2 separate regions of the Homo sapiens genome follow, and region 1 is linked to region 2. A link is an interaction called in ENCODE POLR2A ChIA-PET data of the cell type or tissue named here. Cell type or tissue: PC-3. All regions are shown on one strand. Links, peaks and the distances in the headings refer to the core of each region. The heading gives the core; the rest is flanking DNA.

What was found. ChIA-PET counts read pairs that join two places held together with the same protein. Peaks named below come from ENCODE experiments on the same cell type or tissue, not always from the same donor. Only the 100,000 strongest peaks of a DNase experiment are listed, where the experiment ranks them.
Region 1: POLR2A ChIA-PET joins it to region 2 with 13 read pairs; 3 of 35 experiments call an interaction of 5 or more read pairs at or near these places.

Annotation. Positions count from the first base shown.
Region 1 is chr15:40,489,872-40,506,614 of GRCh38, forward strand. No RefSeq gene overlaps it. Among named protein-coding and RNA genes, the nearest start is that of CHST14, 27 kb to the left of the region's middle. In PC-3, for the core only: no CTCF peak of the experiment used is centred there; DNase peaks (open chromatin) are centred at 8,740 and 9,230; H3K4me3 peaks cover 613 bases; H3K27ac peaks cover 1,754 bases.
Region 2 is chr15:40,604,445-40,612,444 of GRCh38, forward strand. KNL1 (kinetochore scaffold 1) reads left to right here. Exons shown (of 26, transcript NM_144508.5): 3 at 666-705; 4 at 1,949-2,008; 5 at 4,403-4,464; 6 at 5,801-5,853; 7 at 7,034-7,067. LOC124903601 (small nucleolar RNA U13) reads right to left here and starts at 2,868; the gene lies at 2,768-2,868. RefSeq lists a silencer at 6,736-6,947. In PC-3, for the core only: no CTCF peak of the experiment used is centred there; no DNase peak of the experiment used is centred there.

The DNA.
Region 1 (16,743 bases), core at 4,840-12,839, 110 kb before region 2:
GCCTGCTGAGGGGAGCCACATCCCCAGGACTGGCAGAGACAAAGGGGACGGTGGGCGGACCGCCATCGCCGGCGCTGGAAACTGCTTGTTTCCAGGAGAGGCTCCAGGGAGGATCGCCTGAGGGCAGGAGTTCGAGACCAGCCTGCGGAGAGGCTCAATCAGAGCGGGTACTGAGCAGCGCCTCGCTGGAGGAAGCCGGTCCCCAGGTGCTTGGGCGCCAACCCCTAGGCAGCCTTCCCGCCCAGGTAGAGGGGGTACCTTTACCTCTACCTAAAGTAATACAATACCTTTATTGTACTACTCTTCGAACTGTGCATATATTTTATGTGTACTCCTTTGAATGTATTTTTTCTTTTTCCCAAAAGTTACGGTTTTTGGCCGGGCGCGGTGCCTCACGCCTGTAATCCTAGCGCTTTGGGAGGCTGAGGCGGGCGATCACCTGAGGTCAGGAGTTCGAGACTAGCCTGGCCAAAATGGTGAAAACCCATCTCTACTAAAAATACAAAAATTAGCCGGGCCTGGTGGTGGGCGCCTGTAATCCCAGCTACTCAGGAGCCTGGGGCAGGAGAATCGCTTGAACCCGGGAGGCGGAGGTTGCAGTGAGCCGAGATCGCACCACCGCACCCCAGCCTGGGCGACAAAGCAAGACATTATCTTAATAAAAAAAAAAAGTTTTGTTTTTCTCTTGCTTTAATATTAAGCACCGCAGCTTTTACAATCCACATGCTATTATTTGTTGACTTCAGAAATGTAGAACCAGGAGGGCATGGTGGCTAACGCCTGTAATCCCAGCACTTTGAGAGGCCGAGGCGGGTGGATTTCTTGGGCCCCAGAAGTCTCATTTTTTTGTAGAGACACGGCAAAGCCCCATCTCTGCAAAAAATACAAAAATTAGCAGGGAGTGGTGGCGGGCATCTGTAGTCCTAGCAACTCAGGAGGCTGAGGCGGGAGGATTTCTTCAGCCCGGGAGGTCGAGGCTGCAGGGAGCCATGATCGTGCCACTGCACTCCAGCCTGGGTGACAGAGCATGACCGTATCTCAAAAAATAATAATAATAAATAAATAGAAATGGAGAATCAACTTCCTGAAGTTTGTTTTTGTTGTTGTTTTGAGACGGAGTTTCACTCTTGTTGCCCAGGCTGGAGTGCAATGGCGTGATCTCCGCTCACCGCAACCTCCACCTCCCGGGTTCAAGCGATTCTCCTGCCTCAGCCTCCCGAGTAGCTGGGATTAGAGGCATGTGCCACCACTCCTGGCTAATTTTGTATTTTTAGTAAAGACGTGTTTCTCCATGTTTGTCAAGCTGGTCTCGAATTCCCGACCTCAGGTGATCTGCCTTCCTTGGCTTCCCAAAGTGCTGGGATTACAGGCGTGAGCCACTGCACCCAGCCTCAAGTTTTAAATTGTAATAAACATTGACCATTTTTGGTTTGCGCTAAAAAAAAATCCTTTCTCACTTATCTACTATTTTAAATTTTTTTCAAACTATGCATAAGAAGATTTTGATGCTTGGAATCCCTGTAAATATTATTCAGTTTAGCTGTGTACCACATAATAGAACACCTCCTCCTCTATCCTTGTAAAGACATAATCTCCTCGGGGTGCTTGGCATAGTGGTTAACAGCAGAGAGTGGGAAACCAGGCAGACTTGGGTTCAGATTCACAGTTCATGACTTGTCTGTATGACACTGGGTAAATTGCTTCACTTCTTGCAGCCTTGGTTTCTGGATGTGTAGAACGGGGTTTGGAGACTTAGATTGGGATAATGCATGTCATACTCTATAAATTGCAGCCATTTGTATAAAGTACTTACTAGCACTATTGTTGGATGTAATCTTGTGAACTAGCAGGTAGAATGAGTGACTGTTGGTTTTAGGTGCAGCAGCAGGTCTTCCTGTGCTCTACTTTTGTAATGGTTAATTTTGCATGTCCACTTGGCTGGGCCACGAGATGCCCAAATATTTGGCCAAACATTATTCTGGGTGTGTCTGTGAGAATGCTTTGGGAAGAGACTAACATTTGAATGAGTAGACTGAGTAAAGCAGATTGCCTTTCCTAATGTGAGTGAATCTCATTGAATCAGTTTAGAGCCTCAATAAAACCAAAATGCTAACCTTCCTTCCAAAGTAAAGGGATAACTCCTTCAGCCTGACTGCCTTGAGTGGGATCCTGGTCTTTTCCTGCCTCAGACTTGAACTGAAACATAAGCTCTTATAGGTCTAAAGCCTGCCAGCTTTCAGACTAGAATTTACACTGTTGCCTCTCCTGCTTCTCAGGCTTTTGGACTCCAACTGGAGCTATACCTTTGATACTCCTGGGTCCCCAGCTTGCCAACTACAGATCTTGGGGCTTCTCTTTAGGATAAATCTTTCTATGTTATGTATATATCCCATTTGTCCTGTTTCTCTGGAGAACCCTGACTAAAACAAACTGGGTCCCACTCTGTCACCCAGGCTGGAGTGCAGTGACACAGTCTCGACTCACTGTATCCCTGACCTCTTAGGCTCAAGCAGTCCTCCCACCTCATCCTCCCAAGTAGCTGGGATCACAGGTACATGCCACCATGCCTGGCTTATTATTATTATTATTATTATTATTTAATTTTGGGCCAGGCACGGTGGCTCATGCCTGTAATCCCAGCACTTCGGGAGGCTGAGGCAGGTGGATCACTTGAGTCCAGGAGTTCGAGACCGGCCTAGGAAATATGGCAAAACCTGGTCTCTACCAAAAAAAAAAAAAAAAAAAAAAAAATATATATATATATATATATATATATATATATTCAGACATGTTGGCTGGAATATGTGGTCCCAGCTAGCTACTCAGGAGACTCAGGTGGGAGGATTGTTTGAACCTGGGAAATGGAGGTTCCAGTGAGCCAAGATCACCATTGTACTCCAGCCTGGGCGACAGTGAGAAGGCCTTTGCTCAAAAAAAATTTTTTTTTGTAGAGAAAAGGTCTTGCTATGTTGCTTGGGTGGGTCTCGAACTCCTGGGTTCAAGTATCCTCCCACCTCGGCCTCCCAAAGTTGAGATCACATGTGTGAGCCACCCCTGGTGTGTTTCTTAAACCCAAAGAGGAGCTTACAGATAGGGAGAAGCAAATACCTGATGTATGAATATAGATAGCTGTCACTGTCAAATAACTGTCTCTGAAAACCCTTCCCTTTAATATATGCTCAGCCTATGAGTACATATGTTTCAAGCATGCCCAAAGCCGTTTTTAAGTACCAACGCTCTTAGTGCAAGGCATTGCTGCTGTCAATATGATGTACCAGTGAGATACTTGCCTTAATGAACACCAATTTGAAAGTTTCAAACACTCTCTATTCTGCTGACATGTATTTCAACTTTTCAGGATCTGCTTTCTAGGTAAAAAGGATAAAATAAAAGGAGGGGTGCCTGCCGCCGAAACCGAAACTTCAGATATCAGCAATTAGGGTTAGGAGATTTTTGGTATATGCACACAGATAAAAGAAGTGTGCTGATGACTATTCAGTACCAAGTGAATGTTGTCAGTGTCTTCAAATGGGTCAAAATGTCTCAAGTATTGAGATCCAGAATGAAATAATCTCCTGCTTCTAACATGATCAGGTATCAAAGTGTGGGTTTTAGTGTGTTTCAGTCCCCAAATCTCCCATTCCCTCGTAGTTCTCATTTGTGGATTGAATGAATGCCGCATGCTTGTGTTTCCATAGCAGACCTTGCCTTGTGGTTTTGAAGTGGTCTCCGTGCTGTTTGAAGTGCCACAGGCAATGGTGGCAAGAACTGGGTGCTGATACATGCTGTGAGTCAGTAGTTCTGATGAAACATCCATCACTGTGATTAGTCTCTTTTTCTGCCACTTCCTGTTCCTAGTAGATCAAAGGGCTAAAAATGCCCCTGTATCAGTAATTGTCTACCAAACCATCTGTACATATAGATCATGCTGTTTAGGTTTGCAGGTATGTACCCAAAATGAAGAACATTTGTCTTGTTGATGTCAGGATATATGTAGCAGTCCTACCAGAATCAGTGCTCCACAGATTCATCAAGAGGGGCACCAATTCTATTTTAGTATGTGGGTTTCCTATTGACAAACAGTGGCTCTTTTTCCATTGAAATATGTTATTCGCCTCAGTGAATCCTAATACAGTGGTTTCAACGTCACAATTGCGTGTGCTAATAGAATACCCAAGCTTCTAGAAAGAGTTATTTATATGCATTGTCTCCATTTCTGAACTTCCTATTCATTCCTCCACTCCAGCCCCCGTCACTCCATAGAATCATTTTCCCCACAGTCATCAGTGACCTCTGTCTCACTGGATTCAGTGGGTATCCTCAGGCTTCTTTCTTGACCTCCCAGCAGGATTCAGTCCTGAGAATCACACTCTCTCTGCTGAAACACCCTCCTCCCTTAGCTTTCTGGACAGCCCTCTCTGCTAGTGTTACTCTTCACTCTCTGACCCCTGCCTACTCTTCTGGCTCTTTTGTGGGTTATTTCCTACATTCAGTCACTGAATGTTGAGGCTTGTCAAGGTCTTCCCCAGTCCTCTTTCTCTTACAGTATGTTTTCTCCCAACTCTCTCATTCTTGCCCAATGTTTCCTTTTTCTCCTCTTTTTTAGAGATGGGGTCTCACTTTGCCACCCAGGCTGGAGTGCAGAGGTACAATAATAGCTCACTGGAGTCTCCAACTCCTGGCCTCAAGCAGTCCTTCCTCGGCCTCCTGAGTATTGGGACCACAGGTGTGCATCACCACACCCGGCTAATTTTCTTTTTCTTTCATTCTTTTTTTTTTTTTAAGAAATGGGGTCTTGCTTGGTTTCCCAGGCTGGTGTCAAACTCCTGGCTTCAACCAATCCTCCTGCCTCAGCTTCCCAGAAAGTGTTGGAATTACAAGTGTGAGCCACCATGCCTGGCCAAATGCCTGATGTTTCAAGTACCATACATGCCAGTGATCTCAAATACAGATCCCTAGCCCAGGGCTCACCCTCTGTGTTACAGAGTCATGTATCCAGATGCTAATTAGCACCACCATTTAGGCATCTCAAAGGTACTTACAATTAGACATGTTCAAAATTCATGCTTTTCTCCCCAAGAAAAATGAGGAGAAGAAGAAGTGTGTTAGTCTGTTTTGCATTGCTTATAAAGGAATACCCAAGACTGGGTAATTTACAAAGAAAGGAGGTTTATTTGGGTCACAGTTCTGCAGGCTCTACAAGCGTGGCACCAGAATCTGCTCAGCTTCTGGTGAGGTCTCAGGAAGGTTTTACTCAGAGTAGAAGGTGGAGGGGGAACATGCATGTCACATGGTGAGAGGGAGCAAGGGAGAGAGGAGGAGGTGCCAGATTCTTTTTTTTTTTTTTTTTTTTTTGAGATGGAGTCTTGCTCTGTCACCAGGCTGGAGTACAGTAGCTCGCGATCTCGGCTCACTGCATCCTCCACCTCCTGGGTTCAAACAATTCCCCTGCTTCAGCCTCCCGAGTAGCTGGGACTACAGGCATGCGCCACCACACCTGGCTAATTTTTGTATTTTAGTAGAGACGGGGTTTCACCATGTTGGCCAGGATGGTCTCGACCTCCTGACCTCATGATCCACCCGCCTTGGCCTCCCAAAGTGCTGGGATTATAGGCATAAGCCACTGCACACAGCCTAAGCCTTGCTTTTGTACTCTATTCCTGTCTTGATGAACAAGACCTCTATTCATGCAGTTTCACAGGCCACACACCTGAGAATCTTGCTTAACCCCTTTTTCTCCCCATGTTCCAGTCAGTCGTCAATCTTGTTTTATCTTCAAGATGCCTCCACTTCTCTGTATCTCTACTCCTTCTCTAGTGCCACAATTAAGGTGATGACTAATACTGTCTTGTGTCTGAACTATTGCAATAGCCTCCTTTCTAGCTTCCCAAATCTCCATTGTCCCATTCCAGCCCAGTCCGCTTACATCCTTCAGTAACTTCCCTCCACTCTTAGGATAAGGACCCATATACTCAGCACAGCCATAGAATAAAGACCTACATACTCAGCACAGCCATAGACCCTGCATGGTCCACCCTGTCTTCCTTTCTCACCTCCACTTCCTAGAACACTTTTTCTAGCCACATAGGCTTTTCAGGTGTCAGTTACACCTGCTTCCCTGCCTACCACAGAGCCTCTGCACATGCTGTTCCCTCTTAAATGCTTTCCCTCCTCTGCTTCTACCTTGCATTGTCTGTCATCCTTCAGACCTTCCCAGTTGTCACTTCCTCAGGGGAGCCTCCTTGACCCCCTCCAGTAGATAAGTTGGCCTGCTATAAGCTTTCACAGTGAGATGCACCTCATCTTTATGGCCCTCCTGTCTATGTGTGATTATATATCTCCTAGGGCAATTATTTAATTAATGGCTGGCTCCCAATTAGCCAATGAATTTCAAGCAGATAGACACCATATATCTACTTGTGCTTACCTTTGTGCCTTCAGCTTAGCTATTGCAAATACTAAGAATGTTAAACTGTTGAACAATAAAAGCGGTTTTTCAATTTTGTTTTAAAGTATTTTAGTGGCTGTGCAAGGTGGCTCATGCCTGTAATCTCAGCACTTTGGGAGGCAAGGTAAGAGGATCGCTTGAGTCCAGGAGTTCAAGACCAGCCTGGGCAACATAGTGAGCCCTTCTCTCTACAAAAAGAAATTAAAAAATTAGCCAGGTGTGATGATGGCATGTACCTGTAGTCCTGGCTACTCAGAAGGCTGAGAAGGGAGGATGGCTTGAGCCCAGCAGTTAGAGGCTGCAGTGAGCTATGATTGCACCATTGCACTCCAGCCTGGATGACAGAGCAAGACCTTGTCTCTAAAAAAATAAAAATAAAAAATGTTTTAGTGGGTTTGTATTTGCATTTCCTTAAATAACTATAAATATAAAGGTTTTCTACTTGCCTCTTTTGATATATTTCTCAATCATGAATGGATCTACAAAAAGGGAGGAAGTGGTAGGCACCCAAAGAGCCAGAGCCTGCAGTAAATGAGGTTTTTGATGTCCCAGGTCTTATTTAAATCCTGAATGTCGGCCGGGCGCCATGGCTCATACCTGTAATCCCAGCACTTTCGGAGGCCAAGGCGGACGGATCACGAGGTCAGGAGATCGAGACCATCCTGGCTAACACAGTGAAACCCTGTCTCTACTAAAAATACAAAAAATTAGCCAGGTGTGGTGGTGGGTGCCTGTAGTCCCAGCTACTCGGGAGGCTGAGGCAGGAGAATGGCGTGAACCCGGGAGGCGGAGCTTGCAGTGAGCTGAGATCGTGCCACTGCACTCCAGCCTGGGCGACAGAGTGAGACTCCGTCTCAAAAAAAAAAAAAAAAAAAAAAATCCTGAATGTCACAGGTGTTACTGCACTTCTGACTCAGTGCTGTTGAAAATGTCCCCCAGGAGACTGCCACTTGTTTCAAGGGACTATGAGCCATGTTACCTCCCAATTCTGGACATTTTCTAAGCTGTAACATCATGTTTTCGTAATCTGACAACCTGCAGCTCAGTTAATGACATAAAACAATTCCATGATCTCTAAGACAAGCCCCCAGCACATTGAAGTCACTGGATGAGACCTCAGCACCATGGGCCCCTCCTCTCCACTGGGCTGACTCTGCCAACTCACTCTCACCTGAAACTGCCCTTGCTGCTCCTGCCTCTGCCATGTCTACCACTCTGTATAGCTGCCCTTTTCTTACTGCTGTGGCCTCTGGCTGCCAAAAAGAGACAGGGCCACTACCCTGGCCCTCATGACATTCAACTGCAGCTGCCATCTCTGCTAATGTGAGAGGAGGGATGGTTTCTCCACTGACATCAAGCCCAGCTCTCTTGAGTCTGGGCCAGACCTTGAATAGTCTGGCTTGTGAACGAGACACCAGCTAGTTCTTCCAGATGGTGTTCATGTGGCCCAGCGCTCTCCTACCTTAGGACGAGTTCCTGCCCACCCAGCTTGCTTCTCTCAGAAGTTTGGGGCAGCATTTTTCTACCTTTCTTATTTAGGATCCCAACCTTTTTTTTGAGACGGAGTCTCGCTCTGTCACCCAGGCTGGAGTGCAGTGGTGTGATCTCGGCTCACTGGAACTTCCACATCCCAGGTTGAAGTGATTCTCCTGCCTCAGCCTCACAAGTAGCTGGGACTTCAGGGGTGTGCTACCACACCTGGCTAATTTTTGTATTTCCAGTAGAGACGGGGTTTCACCATGTTGGCCAGGCTGGTCTCGAACTCCTGACCTCAGGTGATCCACCCGCCTTGGCCTCCCAAAATGCTGGGATTACAGGCGTGAGCCACTGCGCCTGGCCCCCAGAGCCCAACCTTGAATCCCAGCATCCTCTCTGCCATTTCCCAAGACACCCAGTGGGCCTCTGGATAAAAGACGTTTTTGATAGAGAGTTCTGTTATCCCAGACCCCGAGGTGACCCTAGCATAATCCCTGGACACTCCCCTATGCTGAGGCTTCTCCCCTAGACCCCCATTCTATTACATAGTCTGTGCCCCCTCAGCTCAGTCATTACTTTTCTGGGCAGCCTCCTTTGACCTGCAGACCAGATCAGATCTCTGTGGTTTGCTCCCTGATCACTGTGTCCTTCTCCTCTGTAGCTCTTACCACAGCTTGTAATTCTATATTTGATGCATGTCTATATCCCCCTCTATAAGGTGAGGTCATCAAAGGCAGCAGTTCTGTCTTTCTTGCCTACCACTGCATCTCCAGCATGCTGCTCATCTGGTCCGTGGTAGGGTTCAGTATTTGTTGAAGGAGTGAATGAACTATGATTCACTTCATTACGTGTCGGTCTTTTAAAAACATTTATCTTCAATACACCCGTTTCTCTGTGATGGCAAGTAAAACATTTTTGGAGGCAGTCACTAACCAGCATGCATTGCATGTGTGAGCACCACAATATTTTTATACTTGTGGGTTCGATAATCCAACCACATGCTTTATTAAAGTATTTCTTTCAGGGTTGTAAAAAACACTTCATTACTGGCTTGCGGGCAACCTGGCTCTGGGGGAAAAGGGTCGTGTTACCACACTGCAGATAGGTGAGGATACCAGTGCCAGGCAGGGAGGAGGCTGTGAGGATGCCCAGCCCCTGCTTAGGGATACTGCTTCCCCCCCTTCACTTTTGCAGATTGCAGAGGGCTTGAAGAAGGGATGCAGGCAGTTTGAGCACTGAGTGGCACGTATTCCTGCAATCCCCAAAGTCATGAGGGGGCTCTTTGGAGGGGGTCTCAGAATTGGACTGTATGGTTTGATTTCACGTATTTCTGGGTTTGCTTTGTAGTTTGTCAAGTCATCATACTGTATGCTACTGGCAGATGATAATATGTTAACCAAAAACGACAACAAAGCAGTTGTGATGCGAAGGATGAGGCTAGACTTGGAGTCAGAACCATCATCCAGTACATTGGTTCTTGGCACATAGTGAGAAAGAACCCTTGTGGAATGGAAGGAGAAGCTCCTGGGAAGCAGCGTGTGAAGGTGGAAAGGGTCTTGTTGCCAAGGCAATAACCATTCACTTCCATGGAGCACTGGCCAGGGGCAGGTGCTGTGCTGAGCACTTTGCATGCATGATCCCATTTAACCCCACAGTAATCTATGAGGTTTTTTTTTTTCTTTCTCTTTTTTCTTTTTTAGAGACAGGGTCTTTGTCACCCAAGCTGGAATGCAGTGGTGTGATGATAGCTCATGTGGTCTCAAACTCCTGGGCTCAAATCATCCTCCCACCTCAGCCTCCCGAGTAACTGGGACTACACGTGTATGTCATCATGTCCAGCTAAGTTTTTTGTTTTTTGGGGTTTTTTTCTGAGACAGAGTCTTACTCTGTCACCCAGGCTGGAGTGAAGTGGTGTGATCTCGGCTCACTGCAACCTCTACCTTCTGGGTTCAAGCAATTCTCCTGTCTCAGCCTCACAAAAAGCTGGAATTACAGGCGTGCACCATCACACCTGGCTAATTTTTAAATTTTTAGTAGAGACGGGGTTTCACCATGTTGGCCAGGCTGGTCTCCAACTCCTGACCTCAGGTGATCCGCCCATCTCAGCCTCCCAAAGTGCTGGGATTACAGGCGTGAGCCACCGCGCCCAGCCTTTTTTTAAAAATTATTGTAGAGACAGGTCTTGCTATGTTGCCCAGGCCGGTCTCAAACTCCTGGGCACAAGTGATTCTCCTGCTTCAGCCTTCTGAGTCCCTGGGATTACAGATGAGAACCACTCACCTGGCCAATTAGGGTTCTTATCAACATTTTCCATAATGAAACCATGTGTCAGAGTGAAAAAATGTGCCTGAGGTAACACAGCTAATAAATGTCAGAGCCAGGATTTGAAGCTAGTTCTGTTGGACTTGACATCAATCCACGTAACCTTGGGATACACTGGTTATCAGCTAAGTTGCATTCAAGCCCTTGCTCTTCCATTATGGCTGTGTGTCTTTACCTTATTTCTGTGAAAACATTATGTGCAAAATGTGAATAATAATACCTATGGCAAAATATTTCTGCAAAGATTAAATGAAACTGTGGATGAATACTTTAGAACTATACTGTCTGATACAGCAGCCATTAGCCACATGTAGCTATTGAACTTGGAATATGGCTAGTCTGAATTGAGATGTTTTATAAGTGTAAAAAATACACTGGATTTTGAATACTTAGTGGGAAAAAATGTAAAATTTCTCAGTTTTTCTGTATTGAATACATGTTGAAACGATAATATTTTGGATATACTGGGTTAAATAAAATACATTACTAAAATTAATTTCACCTGTTCCTTTTTACTTTTTAAATGTGATTACTAGAAATTTAAAATTATATATGTGACTCACATTACATTTCTATTGTACAGCACTGCTCTGGAGCCCTATAAATATGATTTATTATTGTTATGGTAATTTCACTCAGAACAATATTCTATTTCATCACTGAGGTCATCACCTAGACTGAGTCTGCCATAGAATGAGTCACCATTTTTCTATAAATGTGAGTTTTAGTATATAAAAAGATTATAAGTATTCATCTTTTGAATCCAGTCTTTCTCGTATGTATTTTATTGTCGTTTTTCAAATACACAGAGTCTTCCAAGGAGACAGAAGTCCCTATGTCTGGAGAAATTAACCCGTTCAAATATATAAATGACAATTTAAAACATTCTGACCCACATACTTTATTCAGGTAACTGGAGAATAACCTTCATCTTGTGGAGCACAGAATCACTTTTTCCTTGCACATGGTGGAAATAATTCCCTCCCTCCCCCCACATTACTCATCAAATGTTGTATCTTCCAATTCAAAATAATGCCTGAATCATTACTGTTTCAAACCACTATCTGTGAAAGCATATCATTTTAAGGCATGCGTAAAGTTTGTGTTCTTATTTGACCCATCATTCCAGCCTGGATACTCTTGGATCCTGATTTTCTCAATGAACATAATACTATCCCTTTCTACCTTATGTTTTTATGCAAATTTCATTTTAGACTTTCTGTAATTCCTTCAGGTCACTAAATGATAAAAGACGACATGGCTAAAGATAGTTAACTAAATTATAATCTCCATAAGGACAGAAGGCCCAAATTTACATACCTGAAATAGAGGACTGGTCTACATTCCATATTGAAGTTAAATTCCAAGAAAATGCAATTTACAATGAAAGGATTTTTTGTTTTCTTTCGTGGGTAACACTAGCTATTGTAACACATAATCCCAACATATAACAGGTTTAATATAACAAGCTTATTTCTACTACCCGTAACAATCCAGTGCTAATATTACTGGTCAGTTGGGTGCCTTGTGCCTTTCCTCCTCTGGTGATTCATGCCTAGGTGATTCCTCATCACACAGCTTCATTATCCCCTTGGCTTTGTCATCCATGCAGCCAATCAGCAAAGAGAGAACTTGGAGAAGGTACACGTGTTCCTTTTTTTTTTTTTTTTGAGATGGAGTTTCGCTCTGTTGCCGAGGCTGGAGTGCAGTGGCATGATCTCGGCTCACTGCAACCTCTGCCTTCTGGGTTCAAGTGATTCTCCTGCCTCAGCTTCCCAAGTAGCTGGGACTACAGGCGCCCGCCAGCACGCCAGGCTAATTTTCGTATTTTTAGTAAAGACGGGGTTTCACCATATTGGCTAGGCTGGTCTCAAACTCCTGACCTTGTGATCCGCCCGCCTCGGCCTCCCAAAATGCTGGGTTTACAGGTGTGAGCCACCATGCCTGGCCCATATTTCTTTAAACTGGCCTGCAAGTGGTACACAATTACTTCTGTTCATATTCCATCATGTGAATTTATCACTTGGTCCCACCTAGACACAAAGGGAGCTGGAAAGACAGTTCCTGGATGGGAAGCTTTTTCCTAGCAATACACTACACTACAAAGAAAAGCATGAAGTCTGGTAAACAGCTGTCCATCCCTGCTACAACTTTTTTTTTTTTTTTTTTTGAGTTGAAGTCTCACTCTGTTGCCCACGCTGGAGTGCAGTGGGCACAATCTCGGCTCACCGCAGCTTCCGTCTCCCAGGTTCAAGCAATTCTCCTGCCTCAGCCTTCTGAGCAGCTGGGACCACAGACACGTGCCACTGCGTCTGGCTAATTTTTTGTATTTTTAGTAGAGATGGGGTTTCACCATGTTGGCCAGGCTGGTCTTGAACTCCTGACCTCAGGTGATCTGCCCGCCTCGGCCTCCCAAAGTGCTGGCTTTACAGGTGTGAGCCACCGCATCTGTCCTCTGCTACAACTTATACATGGAAATTATTTCTATAAGGATGAATGCAAAATGTTGAGTTGTATTCCAGACTTCACCATCCAACTTACCTACCATTACTGCCCCTAAACACATTAAATAACACTTAAAACACATTGCATAAAATAGGGATAATAAAAGAGTGTGTAATCATTTATTGCACCAAAGGCAGTAGTCATAAAAGTGTACCCCCAAGATGGAATGAGGAGGCATAGGAGGATGAAGGAGTGGCAAGATGACCAATCTCCACATCCATTCACTGAATTGGAGGGCAGATGCAAAGACAGGGCAAGAAGATTCCATATGAAGGAGGCTGTAGTCTGGTCTCCTTATTGCTCTTAAAATTAGTAAGTATCAACTGTTTTCCTCTCAATTTTATTAACAAAAATCATGGTTGTTCGTATTTGCTCTCTCCTGGCCAAAGTTTCTAGATGACTTGCTAGCTGAAAACCTTGGAAAGATGGCTTACCACCCACATTGTCATATGTCATATGATTATGTGCAAATTTATGTAAAATGTGAAAGGGTAAACATGAACAATGACCTCTCATTTCTTTATATTCCCCACAGTGCCTAGCAGTGCCTTACCACAGCAGGCACCTGCTAGATATGTATTGATTTTTGATGGATTTAAGTGGATCCAGTTTGTTATGATTGTGCTTTGAGTCTTCTGTTCTAAAATATTTAAGTTTTGCATATGTTATAGGCATCAATCCTCTTCATGGATACTTCTTTCTTTGATGTGAAATGAGTGCATTTGATAAAAATGTCCTCTAAATTGAGGTGTCCCCATGTCTTTAGTTCTGAATCTGCTATCCAGCTCTGAATCTGGTGATTGGCTAAGGAATTAAATTTGTTTTTTATGTTAATTAGAACATAATAAAGAAAAGTATCTTTTAAAAATCTGAAGATGGACATTTGTTTAAAAAGGCAGTAACAGCCGGCTCACGCCTGTAATCTCAACACTTTGGGAGGCTGAGGTGGGTGGATTGCTTTGGGCACAGGAGTTTGAGACCAACCTGGGCAACATGGCAAAACCCCATCTCTACAAAAAACAAAAAAATTAGCCAGGCGTGGTGGCATGTGCCTATAGTCCCAGCTACTCCACCTACTTGGGAGGCTGAGGCAGGAGGATCACCTGAGCCTGGGAAGGTCAAGGCTGCAGTAAGCCATGATCGTGCCACTGCACTGCAGCCTGAGTGATGGAATAAGACCCTGTCTCAAAAAAAAAGTCACCTTGGATCATATTATCATATCATATGCTTATTTATTGTATGTACTAATGTAGGGCAGGAGTAGGGATCAACATTATGCAATAGATGCTTTGTTTCAAATAGTCTTATACAAATACAATATGTTGTCCGGGTGGTGGGTCATGCCTGTAATCCCAGCACTTTGGGAGGCTGAGGCCGGCGGATCACCTGAGGTCAGGAGTTCAAAACCAGCCTGGCCAACATGGTGAAACCCTGTCTCTACTAAAAATACAAAAATTAGCCAGGTGTGGTGGCAGGTACCTGTAATCCCAGCTACTTGGGAGGCTGAGGCAGGAGAATTGCTTGAACCCGGAAGGCAGAGGTTGCAGTGAGCCGAGATGATGCCACTGCACTCCAGCCTGGGCGACAGAGCAAGACTCCATCTCAAAAAAATATACACACATATATATGTGTGTGGGTATATATGTATATGTATATATACATGTGTATATATGTATATGTGTATATACATGTGTATATATGTATATGTGTATATGTGTATATGTGTATGTATATGTGTGTATATATACATATATATAAAATATATATACATACACACATATATATAAAAAATACGTTCTGCTCTTTTAACTCCTCCCTTAAAATGGGGAGACCTTTCTGTCTATGAATAAACTCCAGCAGCCACAAAAAGAAAAGATGGACATATTTTAACACACTAAAAAGAAAAACTCTCCTGCATGGAAAAAATGCTGTAAGCAAAGTCAAAAGACAATGTAAAATTTGGGGAAATATTTGCAACTTGCATCACAAAAACTTGATTTTTCGACCGGGCACGGTGGCTCACGCCTGTATCCCAGCACTTTGGGAGGCTGAGGCAGGCGCAAGGTGAGGAGTTCGAGACCAGCCTGGCTAATATGGTGAAACCCCATCCCTACTAAAAATACAAAAATTAGCCAGGTGTGGTGGTGCATGCCTGCAGTCCCAGCTGCTTGGGAGGCTGAGGCAGGAGAATCACTTGAACCTGGGAGGCAGAGGTTGCAGTGAGCCAAGATCACACCACTGCACTCCAACCTGGGCGACAGAGTGAGACTCTGTCTCAAAACAAACAAAAAACGTAATTTCTCTGTTACATGGGAATTCTTAGAAATAAAAACCCGAAACTAATAACCCAATAAAAAATGAGCAAAGGGTATAAGAGTTTATACACAGGAAAAAAACACAATGAGCTTTAAATATATGAAAAGATGTTCAATCTCATTCGTAGGATATATGTAAATTAAAACTACACTGAAAACCTTCTTCACGAAAAGTTTGGCAAGCATCCAAACCTTTGATAACACACTCTGTAGGTGAGGGCATAGGAGGGTGATGTGGGACAGCCTCTGCAGAGAGCAATTTGACAATATCTCTCAAAACTGCAAATGCACTTCCTTCCATCCAGCAGACTCCACTTTAGAAATTTACCTTAAAGATAAACTTATGTGTAAAATGACATGTATAATAGGTTATTCACTGCATTATTGTTTGTAATGGCAAAACATTGGAAACAACCTAAATGCCCACAGATAAAAGGACTGGAAAATTAAGTTATGGTACATTCATACAGTGAGATAATATCGTATTATTTGAAAAATATTTTTTAATGAGAAAGCTCTCTATAAGCTGATATATAAAGATTTTCAGCTGGGCAAGGTGGCTAACACCTATAATCTCAGCACTTTGGGAGGCCGAGGTGAGAAGACTGCTTGAAGCCAGGAGTTTGAGACCAGCCTGGGCAACAAAGTGAGCCCCATCTCTACGAAAAAATAAAAATAGCTGGACGTGGTGGCACATTCCTGTAGTCTCAGCTACTCAGGAGGATGAGGTGAGAGGATCTCTGGAGTCTAGGAGTTTAAGGTTTAGGTGAGCTATGATTGCGCCACTGCACTCCAGCCTGGGCAACAGAGTGAGACCTTGTCTCTAAATAAATAAATTTTAAAAATAAATAAATGAAAAGATCTTTAAAATATATTAAGGGGAAAAAGCAAGATATAGAGCAGTGTGAAGAGTATGCTATATTTTGTGTAAAAAGGAGGGGAGCTTATTCCTCTGTGTGTGTTGGTGCATAAAGCAACTCTGGGATCAGATTAATAAAGTAGAAGGAAAACAGATGGGAAGGGTGGCTAAGAGATGCCATAGGAAGGAGACTTTGTGAAAATGTTTTAAATATCTCCTGACGGTTGAATCTTGTTAACATATTGCCTATGCAAAAAGTTAAATGTAAAAAAATTCACATGATTTCAGTGAACTTTTTTTGAGACGGAGTCTCACTCTTGTCACCAGGCTGGAGTGCAGTGGTGCAATCTTGGCTTACTGCAGCCTCCGCCTCCTGGGTTCAAGCCATTCTCCTGCCTCAGCCTCCTGAGTAGCTGGGATTACAGGCATGCGCCACCGCGTCCAGCTAATTTTTGTATTTTTAGTAGAGATGGGGTTTTACCATGTTGGCCAGCATGGTATCAATCTCTTGACCTCGTGATCCGCCCACCTTGGCCTCCCAAAATGCTGGGATTACAGGCATGAGCCACTGTGCCTGGCTCAGTGAACTTTTAATTCTACTTTGGTAGGATGATGGTGGTCTTAGGAAAATTTGAATCTTCATGACTAGTGACATAACTACATGGTACAGACCATCCTGTATAGCGAATTGCTTCTTGTGCCTAAGTCTTGTCTTCCCAGTGAAATCAATCGCTGGCCCTCCTCACCTCTTTTGGAACCTCTGCAGTGTTTAACCTGGGAACCCAGTGAATATCTGAGAACAGACAACTGGTTGATTA
Region 2 (8,000 bases), core at 1-8,000:
CAAGTGATTCTCCTGCCACAGCCTCCTGAATAGCTGGAAGTATAGACATGGGCCACTGTGGCTGGCTTTGGCCTACACATATTTTTTAGTTTTTGAATTAGTTGCCAAAATTTTAAAATCTCAAAATTTTGTACAATCGGGTTTTCAGCTTCTCTTGAAAAATCAAGCGTGGCAACACTGGGCTCCTATTCTTGTTTGGCAACAACTAACCACAGCAGAGGAATGACTGACCTTTAGGTGAGAGAGGAATTCTCTAGATTATTATAATCTCAACACTACCTATTTTTCTTGCTCCTAAAAAATTATCTGTTTAGCCTCATAGGCATTTGAATTTTCAAAACCTGGTCTAAAAATCGTATAGTAGTAAAACCAAAGCTAGCGTCTCTTGACTTATAGCCCATTTATCTTATTATTATACCTCTATAAATATGGTAAATTATGTTGTACTGATAATTATTCAAGAGATAGTCTCGTAGTACACAATATGTATTTTAAAACACTGAATTCCTAACTGAATTTAAAGTCTTGTATATAAATTTTGCTTGCCAGAGTGCTAAGAGAAAGTGATGACCAGTTTGAAAGCATGTAAGGGGTGCTGTGATGATGCCTTTTGTGAATTCATTTTTTTAAATCACTGTGTATATAATTTTGTTTTCCTTTTTCAGTGACAATATAGAGAGACCTGTTAGAAGACGGCATTCTTCAGTAAGAAAGACTTTCTTGAATTAATAATTGTCAGCTTTTATTTAATGATAACCATATATCACAGTAGTTTTGACTGTGGCTTCACCATCCTACCCTTACTGGCTTCCTGTTGCTCTCTAGATAAAGACTCAAATATTTAACGTGGTTATACAATTCTGTAAATATACCAAAATTCATACTTTATGAATTTTGTAGTAATTTTATGAATTTTATGCTATGTAAGTTATACTTCAATAAAGCTGTTTAAAAGATATGTTTAACCTGTGGTACAAAGCTGTTGCAAGAGACAGAAGACCTACCCAAACTGCTTTTGTGTTTTTGAGATAGAGTCTCGCTCTGTCGCCCAGGCTGGAGCGCAGTGGTGTGATCTCGGCTCACTGTAACCTCCGCCTCCTGGGTTCAAGCGATTCTCGTGTTTCAGCCACCTGAGTAGCTGGAATTACAAGCATGTACCACGTGTGGCTAATTTTTTTATTTTTTAGAAGAGATGAGGTTTTGCCATGTTGCCCAGGCTGGTCTCAAACTCCTGGCCTCAAGTGATCCTCCTGCCTCAGCCTCCCAAAGCGCTGAGATTACAGGCGTGAGCCACTGTGCCCAGCCCAAACTGCTTTAAGCACAAAATGTGTTGGGTTATGATACTAAAAAATCCAACGAAGGGATGGCTTTAGGCACACTTACTGACCAGAGATTCTAACCATGACACCAGTACTAGGATTTCCTTTTGCTTTTTCTACTCTTAGTGCTTCCTCTGGGTAATCTCCAGCAGATAGATTCTTTCCCTATAATTACTGTGATACATCTAGCTCTTTTACTTCCAGGCCCAAGTCCTACGTGAAGAATAGTGTCTTTTTCCTGAAAACAGAAAAGACTCAGAATTGAATCATGTTAGCTTGATTATCCTGATATGGGTCAAGTCCTCATTCCTGAACAAATCATCATTGACAAGAGAATATCAGATTGTTCTAGACAGAGCTATGTGTTTTACCCTAGAGTTGGTGTGGCATTCACTCAGACCATGTGGGATGAGAGCGGGTAGAATAATTGGAGAGGATGGGCAGGTAGAAGGGAATAGATGTCAGATATTTAAATCTGCCACACGGTATAGCATTGAGCAGAATGAATTTGAGGAGTTTCAGAGTTTTTAATGAAAATTTTAGCTTTCTACCTATGATATAACTTGAAATAAACTGATTCTTAATAGATATGCCAGATTTTTTTTGAATAATTCTAATTGTTACCCTAGATATTGAAACCCCCAAGGAGTCCTCTTCAGGACCTCAGAGGTGGGAATGAAAGAGTTCAGGTAAGTCTTTTGTGCAAATACTTTATAGATGACTATTTTCAGTTATATTTTTAAGTCAAGAAGTTTATTAGCTATTTGAAGAGGAAATGTGTAAGCATCCCATGAGTTTCCAAACACTTGAATATACTGGCATTCTTGATTTTTCATTTTTCTTCTTTTTTCTAGGAATGGCATCTCCCTCTCTTACCCAGGTTGGAGTGTAGTGGCACAATCATAAGTCCCTGCAGCCTTGCATTCCTGGGCTCAATCAATCTTCCCGCCTCAGCCTCCTGAGTAGCTGGGACTACGGCACATGCCATCATACTTAGCTATTTATTTATTTATTTAGAAACAGGGTCTGACTGTTGCCCAGACTGGAGTACAATGGTGCGATCATGGCTCACTGCAACCTCCTCCCCCTGGGCTCAAGAGATCCTCCCACCTTAGCCTCCTGAGTAACTAGGCCTACAGGAACATGCCACCATGCCCGGCTAATTTTTTATTTTTTATAGAGACAGGATTTCGCCATGTTGCCCCACGCTGGTCTTGAACTCCTGGGCTCAAGTAATCCACCCACCTTGGTCTTCCAAAGTGCTGGCATTACAGGCGTGAGCCACTGTACCCAGCCCTTAAAAAATTTTTGTTTTTAGTATAGACAGGGTCTTGCTATGTTGGCTGGGCTGGTTTTGAACTTCTGGGCTCAAGTGATCCTCTTGCCTGGGCCTCCCAAAGTGTGGGTATTATAGGCATGAGCCATCGTGCTGGGCCTTTCTTTTTTCATGTCAGATGTATAATGTGCCAACATCGTAACAAAGTTTGAAGAAAGCACATCTCACACATGCGTGTGAAAACCCAATCACACTTATGAACTACGAAAAGATCAGTATTCTTTTTTTTCAGTAAGAAATATATTAGTCTCTGTTAGTCCCAGTGTTTACCATGTCAGTATTGTCATATTAAGCTCAAGGCTACCTGTAGCATCTTCTAGGGCCTTAATCACATCACTGCTTTGATGCAGAGGGGTTACCATTTCTGATTCTTTATTATAATAAGACTTATGGTTAGGTATTCAGAATTAACCCAGTAAAACTCTCTGTGGATTTTGTTTCTGTCTTTTGATTATTATTATTATTTTATGTTTTTACTTGACAGCAAGCTCATCCTTAATGTCTTTTAGTTTTTGTGTATGGTATTTATGTGAGTAGAAATGTTTGCTCTTGTTAAAGAAGGTGGGGAAGGAAGGTAAAAATAGTGTATTCTAATGAAGAGATGCTCAACATCATTGACCATTAGGGAAATGTAAATCAAAACCTAAATGAGATATCACCTCACACCCATTAGGATGGTTAAAGTAAAAGACAATAACAAGTGTTGATGAGGATGCAGAGAAATTGGAACACTTGTGCTTTCTTGGTGGGGGTATAAAATGGTACAGCTGCTATGGAAAACAGTATGGCAATTCCTCAAAAAATTGAAAATAGAATTGCCATATGATCCAACAATTCCACTTCTGGATATATATCCAAAAGAATTGAAAGGAGAGTTTCAAAGAGATATTTGTACACCCATGTTCATAGCGGCATTATTCACATTAGCTAGAAGGTGGAAGCAACTCAAGTGTCCATTGATGGATGAATGGATAAACAAAATGTGGTAATATATACATGCAGTGAAATATCATTCAGCCTTGAAAAAAAGAAGGAAATTCTGACACATACTACAAAATGTGAAGAAGTAATTCAGAATAAGACTTGATCTCTGGCCGGGTGCAGTGGCTCATGCCTGTAATCCTAGCACTTTGGAAAGCTGAGGCGGGAGGATCACTTGAGGTCAGGAGTTTGAGACCAGCCTAGTCAACATGGTGAAACCCCATCTCTACTAAAAATACAAAAAATTAGAGGTTGAGACATGAAAATCACTTGAACCTGAGAGGCAGAGGTTGCAGTGAACTGAGATCGAGTTACTGTACTCCAGCCTGGGCGACAGAACAAAACCGTCTTGGAAAAAAAAAAAAAAAAAAAAAAGACTTGTCTGGGTGCAGGGGCCCATGGCTATAATCCCAGCAGCACTTTGGGAGGCCGAGGTGGGCCGATCACCTGAGGTCGGGAGTTCGAGACCAGCCTGACCAACATGGAGAAACCCCATCCCTACTAAAAATACAGAATTAGTTGGTCGTGGTGACGTATGCCTGTAATCCCAGCTACTCGGGAGGCTGAGGCAGGAGAATCGCTTGAATCCGGGAGGCAGAGGCTGTGGTGAGCCAAGATCACACCGTTGCACTCCAGTCTGGGCAACAAGAGCGAAACTCCATCTCAAAAAAAAAAAAAAAAGGACTTGATCTCTGTCTATAGTACTCTGGAGATGTAATTCACAGTGATTTTATTAAGAATTATACCATATATTCTCTGCCCTTAGGAATCCAATGCTTTGAGAAATAAGAAAAACTCTCGTCGAGTCAGCTTTGCAGATACTATAAAGTAAGTTGAAAGCAGAAATAACTAAAATATTATAGGTACTGGTATTTTGTGTATCAAACCAAATGTATTGGTACTGACTTGAATAATCTGTTTTGATTAAACATTAGTTATTCTTCAAAGGGTTATTCAGTATTATGTTTAAAAGAGAAACAAAGCATTCCCTCTAAAGTCAGGAACAAAACAATGATATCCAACTGTTATTTGACATTGTACTAGGGGCCGGGTGTGCTGGCTCACGCCTGTAATCCCAGCACTTTGGGAGGTTGAAGCCAGAGGATTGCTTGAGGCCAATAGTTCGAGACTAGCCCAAGCAACTTAGCGAGATCCCATCTCTACAAAAAAAAAAAAAAAAAAAAATTAGCTAGGCATGATACCCTGCACCTGTAGTCCCAGATACTTAGGAGGCTGAGGCTGGAGGATTGCTTCAGTTCAGGAGTTCTAGGCTGCAGTGAGCCATGATAGTGTCATTGCACTCCAGCCTGGGCAACAGAGTGAGACCCTGTCTCAAAAAAGAAAAAAGAATAGCTTCTATATAGTGAGTGATACCTAATATTAGCAGAATTAGAATGAACTGGTCGGATTCAAGGCAGATGTCAAATGCTCCTTGAAGCTTATTCTTAACCAGCCCAGTGAAAAGGGATCCCTTCCTATGGAGTCCATGCTACCATACCTGAACTGTTAATAACAAAAGCCAGTGAAATAATGTTTATAATCACTGTTCTAGCTCTATTTATAGTGGAAGCTCCTTGAGTCAAGGATCATGTGTTTGTATCCCAGGCCCTAGTATGATACCAGGTATATAGTGAGTGTTTAATAAATACTTGTTGAATTAAATGAATATTTTAGGTGATTGAGAGGGATATAATAATTACTAAGTCAGAGCTCATTTAAAAATTATAACCTCTGCAGTAACAAATGGCTCAGAATCTTAGTTAAAAATAAATAAATAAATAAATAAACTATAACAGCATTGTCTCTACTAGAAATAAAAAATATTAGTCAGGCTTGTTGGTGAGGCTACTCGGGAGGCTGAAGTGGGATGATCACTTTAACCTGGGAGATTGAGGCTACAGTGAGCTGTGATCGCACCACTGCAATCTAGACTGGGCAACAAAGCGAGACCCTGTTTAAAATCAAAAATAAAAACAAAACTATAGCAGATTTTATTGTGGTAAACTACTTTTGGCATTTGAAATACTAGGAGTATATGGCATAGCAAAGAGGAAGCTAAAATCAAAGTATTATCTTGACCTATCTCAACACAGACTATAAATCAACACCAAAAGATAATGATTACAAATTGCAGGTTTTCAATAATCTTTATTTTCTCTTCTAGGGTATTCCAGACGGAGTCTCATATGAAAATAGTGAGAAAGTCAGAAATGGAAGGTAAGTATGTTACTATAATTCCTGCTAAATCTGCTTTTTAAAAAATTTTACTGTAGCTATCTAACCAGACAACTAATATAACTTATTGTCTATCTTATTGCTTAAAAAATATATGATGGGCCATGCATAGTGGTTCACACCTGTGATCCCGACACTTTGGCAGTCTGAGGTGGGAGGATCGCTTGAGCCCAGGAGTTCAAGACCAACCTGGATAGCATAGTGAGATTCTGTCTCTACAAAAAATAAAAAATTAGCCAGGTGTGGGGGTGCATTCCTGTAGCCCCAGCTACTCAGGAGGCTGAGGTGAGAGGATCACTTGAGTCCAGAAGATTGAGACTGCAGTGATTGCACCAGTGCACTCCAGCCTGGGCAACAGAGCAAGACTCTGTCTCAAAAACAAAAAAAGTATACCTTGAGTCTTGGGAGTAGAGAGTAGAGTGGATAGTAAGTAAATTTATTTATTTATTTATTTTGAGACGGATTTTCACTGTTGTTCCCCAGGCTGCAGTGCAATGGTGCCATCTCAGCTGCAACTTCTGCCTCCTGGGTTTAAGCGATTCTCCTGCCTCAGCCTCCCAGGTAGCCGGGATTACAGGCATGCACCACCACACCCAGCTAATTTTTGTATTTTTAGTAGAGACAGGGTTTCACCATATTGGCCAGGCTGGTCTCGAACCCCTGGCCTCAAGTGATCCGCCTGCCTTGGCCTCAAAATGCTAGGATTACAGGCGTGAGCCACCACGTCCAGCAGTTAATAATTTTTTTAAATGTTGTTAATGTCCTTAAGTAATTTTTTAAAAATTTTATTGTATTTTTTTTTTTTTTGAGACAGAGTCTTGCTTGCCCTGTCGCCCAGGCTAGAGTGCAGTGGTGCGATCTCGGCTAACTGCAATCTCTGCCTCCCAGGTTCAAGCAATTCTCCTACCTCAGCCTCCTGAGTAGCTGGGATTACATGTGCACGCCACCACACCTGGCTAATTTTTGTATTTTTAGTAGAGACAGGGTTTCACCGTGTTGGTCAGGTTGATCTCGAACTCCTGACCTCGTGGTCCACCCGTCTCGGCCTCCCAAAGTTCTGGGATTACAGGCATGAGCCACCGGGCCCAGCTGTCCTTAAGTAATTTTTCTAATGCTTTATCAGTGTATCCTTGGACAAATTTAATTTTAATTTTATTTTTAGAAACAGAAACAGGAGAAAATCTTCTTTTGATACAGTAAGTAATATTCAAATTATATTTAAAAAGTTATAAATTAATATTATTTTTATTTCTTATTTTTGTGTTCCTTTTGTGGAATACTTAGGATTAATTCAGAAAACCAGTTATTTGCAGAATTTAGTATACTGCTATATCTGATTAATATGGCCATTGTACTGTTTATAGTTTTAATAGTGATGAAACAATATAATATATAAACCTTTATATTTATTAACTAATATAAAACAATAGATAGCAAGTCTTTAGTTTTTTTATTAAATTAATCTTTCTTATAATATTATTACATAGAAAGGCAAATACCAGTAGCTCTTCAACAAATGAAAAGATGGTTATCTTTATTCATCATAAGAGAAGTACAGATTTGATTATATTGAGATATTTTTGGCTGGACGTGGTGGCTCATGCCTGTAATCCGAGCACTTTGGGAGGCCGAGGCTGGTGGATCACCTGAGGTCAGGAGTTCGAGACCAGCCTGGCCAACATGATGAAACCCCATCTCTACTAAAAAAATACAAAAAATTGGCCGGGCACAGTGGCTTACGCCTGTAAACCAAGCACTTAGGGAGGCTGAGGCGGGTAGATCACGAGGTCAGGAGATCGAGACCATCCTGGCCAACGTGGTGAAACCCCATCTCTACTAAGAATACAAAAATTAGCCAGGTGTTGTGGTGGGCGCCTGTAGTCCCAGCTACTCAGGAGGTTGAGGTAGGAGAATCACTTGAATCTGGGAGGTAGAGGTTGCAGTGAGCCGAGATCATGCCACTGCACTCCAGCCTGGGCGACAGAGCGAGACTCCGTCTCAAAAAAACAAAAAAAACCCCAAAAAATTAGCCAGGTATGGTGGCACTGTGCCTGTAATCCCAGCTACTCAGGAGGCCAAGGCACGAGAATCGCTTGAACCCGGGAGGCGGAGGTTGCAGTGAGCTGAGA